Regions from separate parts of the Homo sapiens genome. Here region 2 is linked to region 1. Evidence: chromatin contacts called from ENCODE Hi-C or POLR2A ChIA-PET data. All regions are on one chromosome and are shown on one strand. The core of a region is the stretch at or near the end of the contact, and the rest is flanking DNA. Distances in the headings are between cores, read along the strand shown.

What was found. Hi-C counts contacts between places; a loop is a spot of excess contacts on that map. ChIA-PET counts read pairs that join two places held with the same protein, here RNA polymerase II (POLR2A). Pooled maps may share reads with other maps.
Region 2: a map of endothelial cell of umbilical vein shows a loop between it and region 1 (7-fold over the local background). The contact joins two enhancer-like sites. A Hi-C loop is called at or near these places in 12 of 168 maps with a recorded cell type or tissue (A673, IMR-90, MCF 10A and 8 more) and 6 of 50 pooled maps. POLR2A ChIA-PET finds 5 or more read pairs at or near these places in 8 of 52 experiments (AG04449, AG04450, BJ and 5 more).

What each region holds. Positions count from the first base shown.
Region 1 is chr14:61,099,884-61,105,956 of GRCh38, forward strand. No RefSeq gene overlaps it. Among named protein-coding and RNA genes, the nearest start is that of SLC38A6, 120 kb to the left of the region's middle. RefSeq lists enhancers at 1,287-2,203, 3,467-4,666, 4,036-4,950. Within about 2 kb of position 3,953, at least 22 of the 41 ENCODE cell types and tissues checked have a DNase peak (open chromatin) inside an H3K27ac peak, as active enhancers do; they include A673, IMR-90, ascending aorta and 2 more, where a contact is called at or near this core.
Region 2 is chr14:61,143,589-61,149,828 of GRCh38, forward strand. No RefSeq gene overlaps it. Among named protein-coding and RNA genes, the nearest start is that of TMEM30B, 130 kb to the right of the region's middle. Within about 2 kb of position 4,628, at least 16 of the 41 ENCODE cell types and tissues checked have a DNase peak (open chromatin) inside an H3K27ac peak, as active enhancers do; they include A673, IMR-90, ascending aorta and 2 more, where a contact is called at or near this core.

The sequences.
Region 1 (6,073 bases), core at 2,703-5,202:
GTGAGTGAGTTCCCATGAGATGTGATGGTTTAAAGTGTTTGACAGTTCCTCTCTCTCTCTTGTCTCTCTCTCTCTCTCACCTGCTGCCATGTAAGATGTGCCTGCTTCCCCTTATGCCATGATTGTAAGTTTCCTGAGGCCTCCCAAAGCCATGCAGAATTGTGTCAATTAAACCTCTTTTCTTTGTAAATTTCCCAGTCTTGGGTATTTCTTTATAGCAGTGTGAAAACGGACTAATAAAAGGTGCCCACAATACTAGCTCTTTAAGCTAGAGAAAGCTCCCAAATGTCACCTGAACAGACCCATTTTCCTAAATTTGGCAACATGTGAAATATCCAAATCAAACTCTTGTCTTTCTTGTAAACTCAAAATTATTTATTAGGTATTGACTGAGGCCAACACTGTGTCAGGCATCAGAGGTAGAAAGATTCCAGCTATAAATTTAGGGAGACACTTGGGTTGCTGAGACACTGGGTTATGGAGAGAATTAACAGGGTAATAACTGTGATCTGCTTAGAAGAGGGCCAGGCACATAGTGTTATTGTTATTTCAAAGGGTCTGCTTTTTAACTTTTGTGTTTTGTAATCAGAAGAAAATAGAGTATTTAGAAATACCTAATGAGAAGGACAACACTAGAGGTATGGATAAAGTACTGTGGGTGCATCAAGGAAGGAACCACTGGGCCTGCCTGTGGGAGCCGGGAACTGTGTCAGAATGAAGATTAATTTGAGCCTCGAAAGATAGAGAAGGTAGAGGAACAGCAAATACTATCTAGACCCATTCTTGCTTCATTTTGAGGCAATTTCCTCTTGTTCAGGATTTTGGAGAGAGAGAAAACCCTGATAAGAGATGCCCTGATAATAACCCATCTTTTTTGAGGGATGGTAAATCACCCATAATAAAACTTTCAAACCATAACCTGTCCAGTTCCCTTTCTCTTTCCTTGGGGGATTTATTTTCATGTTTTTTTTCCCCTTTGTTTGGGGAAGAGGAAGACAGGAGGAGCCTTAGCAAAATGATCAAAATAATCACAGTGTGTCTTTGCCCAGTGCCCCTCGCCCCCACTCCCACCTCCAGGGGATTTCAGTGGGTGGGTTCTCCCTGTGCTCACTGAACCTGGGCTCCCATTTTTCAGTGAAAAAGGAACCTGTGAGCTCATTCTCACTGGGCTGTCCCAGGCTTACCATGCAGGGTCTGCATCCTAAAATGCAAGCTTTCTGGGAATGATGTCTTAATGCAGAGGTTCCTAGACCAGTAGAATTCCCCCCAGTTTTGGTAACCTCTGACAAAGTGATACCTTTTTATTTTGCTAAGTGAGAACATTAAAAAGAAAATGCATTCCCACCTAATATTACCCATGCTTTCTAAAAGAAAGCATATTTTAACAATAATAAAATAGTGGGAAAGGATTTCAAATACAGTTTTTAAAATGGAATATAATTGGTTTATGAAAAATCTACTACCTTTATTCAGCTGCTGACCTGTGATGGTCTGCATTAACTCAAAGGGATGCATACCTAATGGTCGCAAGTCAGACACCAGCAGGGACGGAGTGGGAACAAATTGAGGAAGAAGAAACAAATAGTCTTGGTTTTCTGTGTGTCCTTGGCATGGACGGGGTGCTGCCTCCAAGATCTCTGCATGCTCTGTAGCTCAGCTTTGTCAGCCTCCAGCATGTAACCGTTGTCAGAACTGGGCCTTGGTCTCCAGGATGGACAGCCCAAACCATCCGAGTCAGGAATTGACCTGTATGAATCTTTTGTCTCCTTAATTTGCTATCCTCATGGTTTCAAAACATGAAGTCAAAACACATGCTTGACCACAGCCCAAGCCTTAAAGAGCACATTAGTCCTGGTGCCTATTTAGGTTTAGAAACTTAATGCATCAGGTGAGGCTAATGTGCTTCAAATATTAGACTCTCAAGCAAGTGCTTTTCTCAAGGAAACTGTCCCCTTTGAGGTACCTGGCATTTCAAGCCAACTTGGGACACATCAAGTGTCAATAAAGTTTGATACATCATAGCAGCCATCCCAGCCTTCTATCAAAAGTGTCATAGTGCTACTAGCATTAGGAAATGAAATATGCAAAACCTGCATTTCTATTTTTGGTCATGCTCTGCAGCGTGCTTCCTAGAATAAATTGCCACTGCACAGCAGGATTCAAGGAAACAGTGCTGACAGCCTCACTCTCCTTGCATTGTGATGCACAGAGATCAGCAGGCTGCCGATTTGTGTCCTGAATGAAAAATGGATTCCAGGTAGAAGAACTGTGGCTCCTGACCATTTCCTGGATCTCGCTCAAGAGAATGTACACAAGTATTTATTTATAGCTGCTCAACTCCTTTTCAGACACACTCTAAATTTATTATTCCTGAAATCGAATGAGTTGTAATCACTGATTATGGAAACATTGAGCAATTTCAAGGCAGGCTGGGGAGGAAACTTTTGTCATCAGACTCTCCTGCATTACATCCTGCCTGGCAGTGACTTAACAATTTCATTGTCTGTATTTTCACACTTGTGAAATGGGGAAATACCACTTGTATTGCAGAATTATTATGAAGATTGGAAAGAATAACCAAACAGTGCAGGACACAGAGTAGGCCCTCAAGAAATAGTTTTGGTTTTCATTGTTAAGACTTGTTTAGGGAAGGGAAGTGAGCTCCTTTAGCAGTTCAAGGTTTCCCTCCCACTCTGGGACAGGGTGGTAGAGGTATGAGAGTAGAGACTGCTGAGAGAATATGGTCTCTTTCATTGTGCTCTGTTTTCTCCTTTTGGCCTCATGGGGAGGCATGGACGGGTGTCATCAAAGGGTGACTTGAGGAAGTAGGAGAGCAAATGGCTTCTCCCTGGTTCTCAGAAGTCTAGGTCCCTCACCTGGCTCTTATCCACAATGCCTGTGCTGTTGGTAATAGTTCACGTGCACATGTCTCCTCCAGTTAGGTTGAAAAAAATCCTGCTGGCTCGCACTCCAACATGGGCTGCTTTGTATGTCTCCCTGGCAAGGCACACAGCAAATATTGGTTGTTGCCTTTGGAGGCCAGGTTAGCACAAAGCAAATAGGGCTTGGGTGGGCTCAGGGACAACTAAAGGGGTTGGATGACTAACTCCCTTTTCTGTGACCATCCCTGCCTCTTGTTTACTCCACTGAAAAAGGGCGTAGGGAGGTCAGTTGCCGCTGCTGATCTGCACAAAGGTCAAAGGCAGAGCCACCGAAAGTAGTCTGCTCCTGTTTTTGAAGCTTTCTTCTGTGGGTAATATTGCACTTTGTAAACACTTGGTACTCAATAAATTCCAGCACACATATGGAAGCAATGGTGCCAACTAGCTGGATTGAAAGTACTCGATACCCAGTGTCCAGAGCATTGGCTAATGGAGAGGAAGAGGTTCCCTCCACTTCTGACTATGGGTGTGCGGCACAAGCCCCTGGCGGGCCTCACACACCCTACTTAGCACCTGTCAATCTCCTGTCCTCTGTGAAAGAGCCTGCATTTCTCCCTGTTGGGCCCGCCACTTCTCCAGGATTTTTTCAGTGCTGTCTGTCCAAGTCTTTCTTCTGCTGGAAGTGTGGGAATGGGAAGTCAGCTCTAGCCATGGCTACAAATAATTCACCTTTCCAGCAGCCTGCGGGTTTTCTTCTTACCGGTACAACAGTGAGTCTCATTCTCAGAATCTCTGAGGCCTGGCCAGTGAGGCCCCTATTCTTCTTCCCCTGGCAGAGGCCAGCTCTGATGGTGTCCCCACCCAAAGGGCAGACACCCATGTGATTTCAGTGGTTCGGAGGAATAGGAACGGAATGGAAGGGTGAGGTCTTTTCTGCTGAAGCTCAAAGCACTGTGGATACAGGCCCATATGCGTAGCCTGAATCAGGGGCACTGAGTTCACTCTGCTCAGTTTGCTTATATGTTAGTTTATGGCAGCTGTGGTTGCAAATAGGATCAAATTGTGCAGTTTTTAATTCCGTGTAATGCTGCTGTGAAGATGGACTTAACTGCTTTTCAGTACAGTCATTATGACTCTCTTAACTTCCCTTACTCATGAAACCTAGCATGAGTCATGGCTGGAGAATCTCACTCCACCCCACGGCCCCCACTGTCCCGAGAAGCAGAAAGGCTGGGTTCCTGGGGTTTTTCTTCCTGGCAGTAAACCCCCTCCTCCCTGCAGGACTGTTATAACTGATCCACAGTTAGAACATCAGGGAGCCCATAACCACGCAGGGCGGGGGTTTCTCCTTACCAGCTTGCTCCCCATGCAGCAGGGAAGCGGGTGTCTGCTGCAAATCTCCCCGTGTGGGGGGATGGGAAGAACAATGAGGCTGAACAGACACAAAGGGAGCTGTCCTGTGCCCAGACAGCCCCAGTGACATCTTCAGGCCCAGCCAGGATCCTCCCTTCCCAAAATGGAGCCTGTTTGCTCCCAGTATTAGTAGGGCTCTTTCGATTGCAAAGGACAAAAACTCCTCACTTAGGCTGCTATATTCGTTTGCTAGGGCTGTCTTAACAAAGTCCCACAGACTGGATGGCTCAAATATGGATTGTCTCACAGTTCTGGAGACTGGAAGGCCAAGATCAAGTTGTCTGCAGGGTTGATTCCTTCTGAGGCCTCTCTCCTCAGCTTGCAGAAGACTGTCTTCTCTGCAAATGCATGTGGTCCTCCATCTGCATATGTCTATGTCTTCCTCTTTTAAAAGGACACACTCCTGTTGGATTAGGCTCCACCCTCGTGACCTCATTTAACCGTAATTGCCTCTTTAAAGACCCTATCTCCACTTAAGGTCACATTCTGAGGGACTGGGGGTTAGGACTTCAACATGCCAGTTTTCTGGTGGGAGGACAAAATTACTTGGCTTCCCAGAGCAAAAGCCTGTTTAAGGATGTTGATGGCCTGGAGCTGAGCAAGGCCAATGTGGGGCAGCCCCAGACAGCTTTCCACTTCTGTCTCCACAGCCTTTCCATTCCCTCTGGTTGAAGTCAGGTGTTTCTGTTATATGCACTCCTAACACCCCTCTGTTTTCCACATGGATTTACCACCTCTGTATTTAAATAATGTGTTGTGAAGTCATTTGGTTAATGTCCATCTTCCTGGTTAGATGGAAGCATCAGGGCCGCTAGACGAGTCACCGTCTTCTTTGCAGCAACCCTAGTACTTGGCCCAGGCTGGGCACATAAAAGATGCTCAATTCATAGTTGCTGAATTGAAAGTCCTTTGCTCTTGGTGCTTCTGCTCCTCTGCCTCCTTACTGGCCAGTCAACCCCACAGTAGCCTTGATCCACTTGGCCAGCATTTCAGACAGTCACATTCCATTATTTCACTTCATATAATTTATACTACAGGGGAGATGATATTTCTTTTACACCCATCACTAGGTTCATGGCCAAAGCCCCTATAACAAACGACAGATTAACAAGAGAAAAGCAGACAAATGTATTCAATGTAAATTTTATGTGACACAGGAGCTTTCAGAAATAAAGAGCCAAAGAAACAGGGAAACCTGTGTATTTTTATGCTTAGGTTTGATGAAGTGTGGATATCCGGTCATGAAGAAGTATGACTGGAGGACAAAAAGTTTTGATCTAATGGGAATCAACAGGGAAGGGGGACTTGGCAAGGCCCATTTGCTCATATTCTCTGTGTCCCAGTGTCTTCAGAGATAAGGACATTCATTTCCTCTGGATATAGGGAAGGCATCTTTCAAACGGTGGTCTTATGACCTTCTTCAAGGGAGAGAGATGGGAGAAAGTCTGACGGTGACTTTCCTGCTTCTGCTGTTTCCTCAAATACCAAGGTGCCGTACTTTCGTGTAGTGTGTCCTGACCCCCATCAGTACTGTAGTGTACTTAATATTCTCCTTTACAAATAATTCATGCTTTTACTTAAATAACAGATTTCAGAAGGAAATATTGTATCATAGGTTTGACATCCTGCTTATATTTAAAAATTAAAAGTTGTTAAAACAATCACATAGCTATTAAAATACATGTTTGTGTAACTGTTAAAGTTATCTCCTCAGCTGCTTGTGGGCTGCCTGTCCTCAACAGGTCCTGGAGGGAGTTAGTCTACCTGGCTTAGCTAAT
Region 2 (6,240 bases), core at 3,378-5,877, 44 kb after region 1:
TTGCCCCCATGATTCAATTACCTCCCACCAGGTCCCTCCCACAATACATGGGAAATCATGTTGAGATTTGGGACACAGCTAAACCATATTATTCTGCCCCTGTCCCCTCCTAAATCTCATGTCCTCACATTTCAAAACCAATCATGCCTTCCCAACAGTCCCCAAAGTCTTAACTCATTTCAGCATTAACTCAAAAGTCTGAAGTGTAAAGTCTCATCTGAGACAAAGCAAGTCCCTTCCACCTATGAGCCTATAAAATCAACAGCAGGTTAGTTACTTCCTAGATACAGTGGGGGTACAGGCCTTGGGTAAATACAGCCATTCCAAATGGGAGAAATTGGCCAAAACAAAGGGGCTACAGTCCCTATGCAAGTCTGAAATCTAGCAGGGCTGTAAAATCCTAAAGCTCCAAAATGATCTCCTTTGACTCCATGGCATCCAGGTCATGCTGATGCCAGAGGTGGGTTCCCATGGTCTTGGGCAGCCCAGCCCCTGTGGCTTTGCAGGGTACAGCCTCCCTCCTGGCTGCTTTTATGGGCTGGCATTAAGTGTCTGCAGCTTTTCCAGGCACACGGTGCAAACTATCAGTGGCTCTACCATTCTGGGGTCTGGAGGACAGTGGCTCACTTCTCATGGCTCCACTAGGCAGTGCCCCAGTAGGAACTCTATGTTGGGGCTCTGACCCCACATTTCCCTTTCGCACTGCCCTAGCAGAGGTTCTCCATGAGGGCCCCACCCCTGACACAAACTTCTGCCTGGACATCCAGGCATTTCCATACATCTGAAATGTAGGTGGAGGTTCCCAAATCTCAATTCTCGACTTCTGTGTAGAAGTTCCAAACTGTCCCACATTTTCCTGTCTTCTTCTGAGCCCTCCAAACTGTTCCAACCTCTGCCTGTTACCCAATTCCAAAGTTGCTTCCACATTTTCAGGTATCTTTTCAGCAACACCCCGCTCTCAGCACCAATTTACTGTATTAGTTTGTTTTCACACTACTGATAAAGACATACCCGAGACCGGGCAATTTACAAAGGAAAATTGGACTTACAGTTCCACGTGGCTGGGGAAGCCTCACAATCATAGCATAAGGCAAGGCAAGTCATGTCTTACATGGATGGCAGCAGGCAAAGAGAGAGATTTTAAAACCATCAGATCTCATGAAGCTTACTCACTATCACAAGAACAGCACAGGAAAGACTTGCCCCCATGATTCAATTACCTTGCACTGTGTCCCTCCCACAACACATGGGAATTCAAGATGAGATTTGGGTGGGGACACACCCAAACCATATCACCATATCACTGGCAGTCATTGGCCTATGAGCAGAAAATATTCTGGACTGGGACCACAACTGACCACATCATGAGGTACAGCACAGAGATAGGGAAAGGACCAGAGGCCTTGAGGATATGCTCAAGCTGCTGAAATAACCAGGTCTCACAGCACTTTATATTAGGACTTCTGGTAATATGTATTCAGAAAAATTCCAGATTGTTCAAGCTAGTGGAGTTGAGGTTTCTGTTACTTGCAGCAGAAAGCTTCCTGATGGGTACACCTTCTCTGCATCAATCACTCAGAAAGGAAGAAGCAAGCATGTGTGAGTTATTACCCTGCCATTAGCACCTCACCATGGCCACGTACAGAGGGGAGCTCCAAGGACTCAGAGGCAATGGCCTAACAAGTCAGCCCCCCATGGCTCATTATCTTTCCCCTGCAGACCCTCCAAAGCCTATTTACCCTGTGAAATGCCACAATTTTCTTTGTCACCTGTCTTGCTCCAGTGCTGCCAGCACGAGTGATGTAGGGTATTATCAGGGCTTCAGCAACAGCGTGTGTGGCTGGAGTTTAAATGAATTTCATCAGCATGATTAAATACTTATTACATGAGTCAAACATACGGGCTTCATTAAGCTAGTGAACTCCCAGGAACCTCCTCTTCTGTTTATACAACCCATCTGGACTCTCAGATTACTTTAAAGAAATGGGATAAATGGAGTTCGATATGACAGCCAGCTCATCTTTCAGCGTTGTACTCTCAGAGGAAACTCATCTTCCATTGCTAAATCTGGCCTCCCTACAATTGGGTGCAGAGGTTTTTTTCCATCTGCTTCTGGCCTCCGTGAAAGCCTGACATGATGCTGAAATTGAGACTTTAAGAGTAACTTGCCAGGACATGACAGACATACTTTTCTCATTGAAGCATGGAACATTGTCTAAAGTCATTTGCAAGCACAAAACTTGGGCTTTTACGAGGAGGCACACCTTGAAAGCAAAATAAAGGGCAAGGTTTAATTAACTTACCAGGCCCTCTGTTAGTCGTTATTAGAAGCTCTTTATCAAATTAAAGGCCTGCTGGGAAGCCAGCTGAGTGCCGAGAAGCAGTGACATGCGTTAAGTGCCAAAGTGGGTTTTAATTGGCTGTTTAAATGAAGGAAAGCTCCCTGCAGTGTGACAGACACACATCATGGGGTGTGTGCCAACACACACACACACACACGGAGCCCCAGGCAGTCTGGAAATCACAGGAACCACATTTTTGGAAAGCTGACATATCCAAAGCATGACCACAGCCTACCAGGAAGGGAGCCCTAAAGCATGTGGCATTCCAGGCTCAATAAATGCCATAGTTATTATTTCTGATAATAATAAAAGAGCTGTAGCAGTAAGACTTTTGAATGCTGCCAAATTTGCACTGTACATCGTCCAGCTGAATTGCCAAGGTCTCTTACTCCTGGATTGAGCCCAGGATTTTGTTTTGTCTTTGGTGTCATCAAGCCACTAACATGTAAAATGGGAACGTGAATACCTACCCTATGAGAATGTTACAAGAGATTTACACAAAGCTCCTAGCAGTTCCCACCATGTACTGAAGGCCCAACGAATGGTAGTTATTTTGACGAAAGCATTTCTACTGTGCTCTTTAAAAAATTATTGGAGAGTATTTATTCCTCATAGTCCCAGTTATGCTAGGAGGCCCTACAGGGTGGTGGCTAAGAGTACAATCTTTGGAGTCAGATTGATATGGACTTGTGTGCTCGCTCCACCATATCAGGGGGCCTTTCTGAGCCTCGGGCACCTTTTCTATAAAATGGGATACATTCTACAAAATAGGTTATAACATACCTACTTCATAAAATGGTGGAAAAAGTACACGACTGTGCCTGAAAAGAACTTAGCACAATGTATGTACATAGTAGTTGTGATCATCAATATGCTTCCTAGGGGAATGAGTGTGTTTCCTGTTGAGAGATGGAGACATGAAATTACAGAGTGGCTGTGGGACAGGCCCCAAGGACACTGTACCTTTTCACATAGGCTGCGAGCAAAAGCTCATTGAGTCAATCATTTGTGGAGGTGATGGGGTGGAATCTTAACAGAAGGCAGCAAGGACAGGGTTTTTAGGGATTGGGGACACATTCAGGACACATAGGAGAGCTCTGCAGTCAGTCTTTTGCTGGTGATCACCCCTTCAGAAAGCTGGGGCTTCCCCATCATCTGACTATGAACATATTTGATGCAGAATAACTCCATGATACAGCTGTGACAAGAGGCCAGGCCTCCAGTTTCCAGTCTACAGCTTATTTTACTGAGAAAGTTTCTTGTCAGGGTGAGATTTTCAACTGGTGGGGAGAAAATTATTCCAAAACCACTGTTTTTTAATTTCAAAAGCAAGTTTTTTTTTTTGTTTTTTGTTTTAAGAATTGTATTGGTACTCTGAGCTTGTTATTTTAAAAGAAGCTGTCAATTGAAGTTTTTATTATATGATCAATATCACCCAGGATTCTTTACAAGGATGATGTGCAGCAGCTGCTGTAACTCTTGGCTTCTTGTCAGCATTATAATTTGGCGTAAAGTTATGGGGAGGTGACAGAGAGGGAGGGGAAGGAGTCATGTGACAAGAGAGGGTGGTGAGATCTTTTGAAGAAGTTAGAAGCGGTAAAGAATCTCAGCCTACAGCAGCTGGTGAGAAACTTAAAATACAGGACTGTGGGTCCTTGGAGCCATTTTGAATTGGAGGATGTTTTCATAAAGGCTGCAAAAATAAACCTTCCTGGATGAAAGCATGTGGCTACGTGCATTTAAACACACGCCCTCTGTTCCAATAACACCGCGATTCTGAGCTATCCCTGATGCACCAGCAAGGAAGAGAATAAACTCCTTCGTTTCCCAACATCCTTGCTGAGGGCTTGGAGGGACAGCTCTCACTCAATTTTCCAGCCTGGTAAGGCTTTGAACATGAAACAGACGTGTCCCCGGGGCTCTTACAAAATGAGCCACAGCAGGCTGATGTCAGGGCATGGATTCATGGGCTGCCGGGGGGTTAACATCTCTTGCAATTCCAAATAAGAAAAAAGCCTGCATTCTTCTTCATTCCTCCCATTTCACACATCCCTGGCAGCTGGGTTTCCCAATGCTTCATTGAGGCCAATGTGCGTGAAGGAATGGATCAGCAGGAGCAGGCCATCAGGCGGCCATTTTAAGCCCTTGGCCTCCATCCCCACTCCCCACGCTGGGGCGAGACAGACAGGCCTTTGTGTGCCTGGAGCCGGCTAAGCCAGGATGTGACTGTGAGCTGGAATCTGACCTTTCATGGGCTCCAGCACCTGTCAGAAAAACGAACAAGCTTGGGGTGTTTTTTCCGCTCCGGACTTAAATGCCAGTTTTGTGACTCCCTCACAGTGGAACTGTGCCAAGGCAGTTGTGGTCAACTCCAGCTCTCCGAGGAGCAGACCTGAGACGTAAGTGATGGACGGCCCCGCGTTTCTGAGGCCTGGCCAGCTCTCGGCTCAGGTTGAATTCAAGCCGAGCCCAGGACTTCAGTGCTTGAGTTAGGAACCTCAGAGCAGATCAAAACAGCCACATTACTCCGGCACCCTGTGGTGCATGTGAGTGTGTGTGTGTGCACGTGTGTGGGTGTGTGTGCATGCATTCAGCACTGGAACAAAGACCCAGTCACGGTGACCCTGACATAGATGGCTGTCCATTCATCAGGAGTGGGATTATGGAGCAGTGTTGGCACCCCCTCTGCCCACCCCGTCTTGGCCTGCTGCGGCAGTCTGATTATGAACATTCTAGTCATTCTTGGGTTGGACCCTGCCACTTGTGATCCACAGGACCTCAGTCAAATGACTTAACGTTTCTGAACCTCAACTTTGTCAGCCATGAAATGGGGATTAAAATGCCTTATTCCAATGGTGGTTGTGATTTAAATGAGATAATATATACAAAGCACCAAGCATCTTGTGAAAGCACCTTGGAGACACTTAGTCAATAGCCACCCTTTCCTCCCCTGTTGCAGAGCATGCTTGGGCTAGAAGGAAATGGGAGTTTCAGTCACTATTGATATTTGATTGCCCAATAGACACACACAGTTTTGATCATAGAAGAGGGGCTAGCTCAGCCTATCAATGGCTTCAGCTGTGGGAAGACAACTTTCCTCCTAAGTGTGGCCCCAGAGGATGTGGTGTTCAGGGCTCCTTAGTGGCCTGGCCTTTGGCTGGGAGTGGCTGTAGCTGTCTAAAGGGGCGGAGGGCTTTAGTGTGGACCTGTGGTTGGTGCACTCCCCTCCACCCCAAACAGGTTCAGAACCCTATAGGTGGAAGGAGGCTAAAGCGCACCCATGCTCCAGCCGAAGGAGCTTGTCCATTTGAGGTGAATATGGCCACTGCCCCTGCGTCTTTGGCTCCAGGGATCCTGCCTCTGCCCTCTCATTTCACAGGATAGTGGTCCAAGGCTAAGAAGTAGCAGCTGAAGTGGAAGGCAATGTCTGCAGTTACACAGATGGCTGGCCCAGAGCTCGAGACATGCAGGAGATGTCAAAGAAAAAAAATAAAAATCGAATCCTCATTCTCAAGGCTATCGATAATTTAAAAGTTCATAAATATTGATCCCATAAAATCTGATTTTGGAATCACATGGATTCCAAAATAAACAAAATTGTATTTTAGATGTGAAGTTTATGTTTCTTTGACTTTACCACATCTTGTGAAAATGGATGTATAGATTTTTACCAATTTTGGAGGGTGTGATGAGGGTGACAGAAAATGTAGGCTCTGCCCTGGGAGAGAGCTTGAAGAGATAAGTAATCATTTGCCAGAGGGAATGAAACTGAAATCTAGTGACAGGTAGCTGTGCCTGGCAGGCAGGGAGGAGTGGCCCTCGAACTAAGAGGCTGGGCCAAGAAAACAAATGGCGGTGGATGAGCCCCACATTGGAACGTGGTTGTTGATTTGCAACA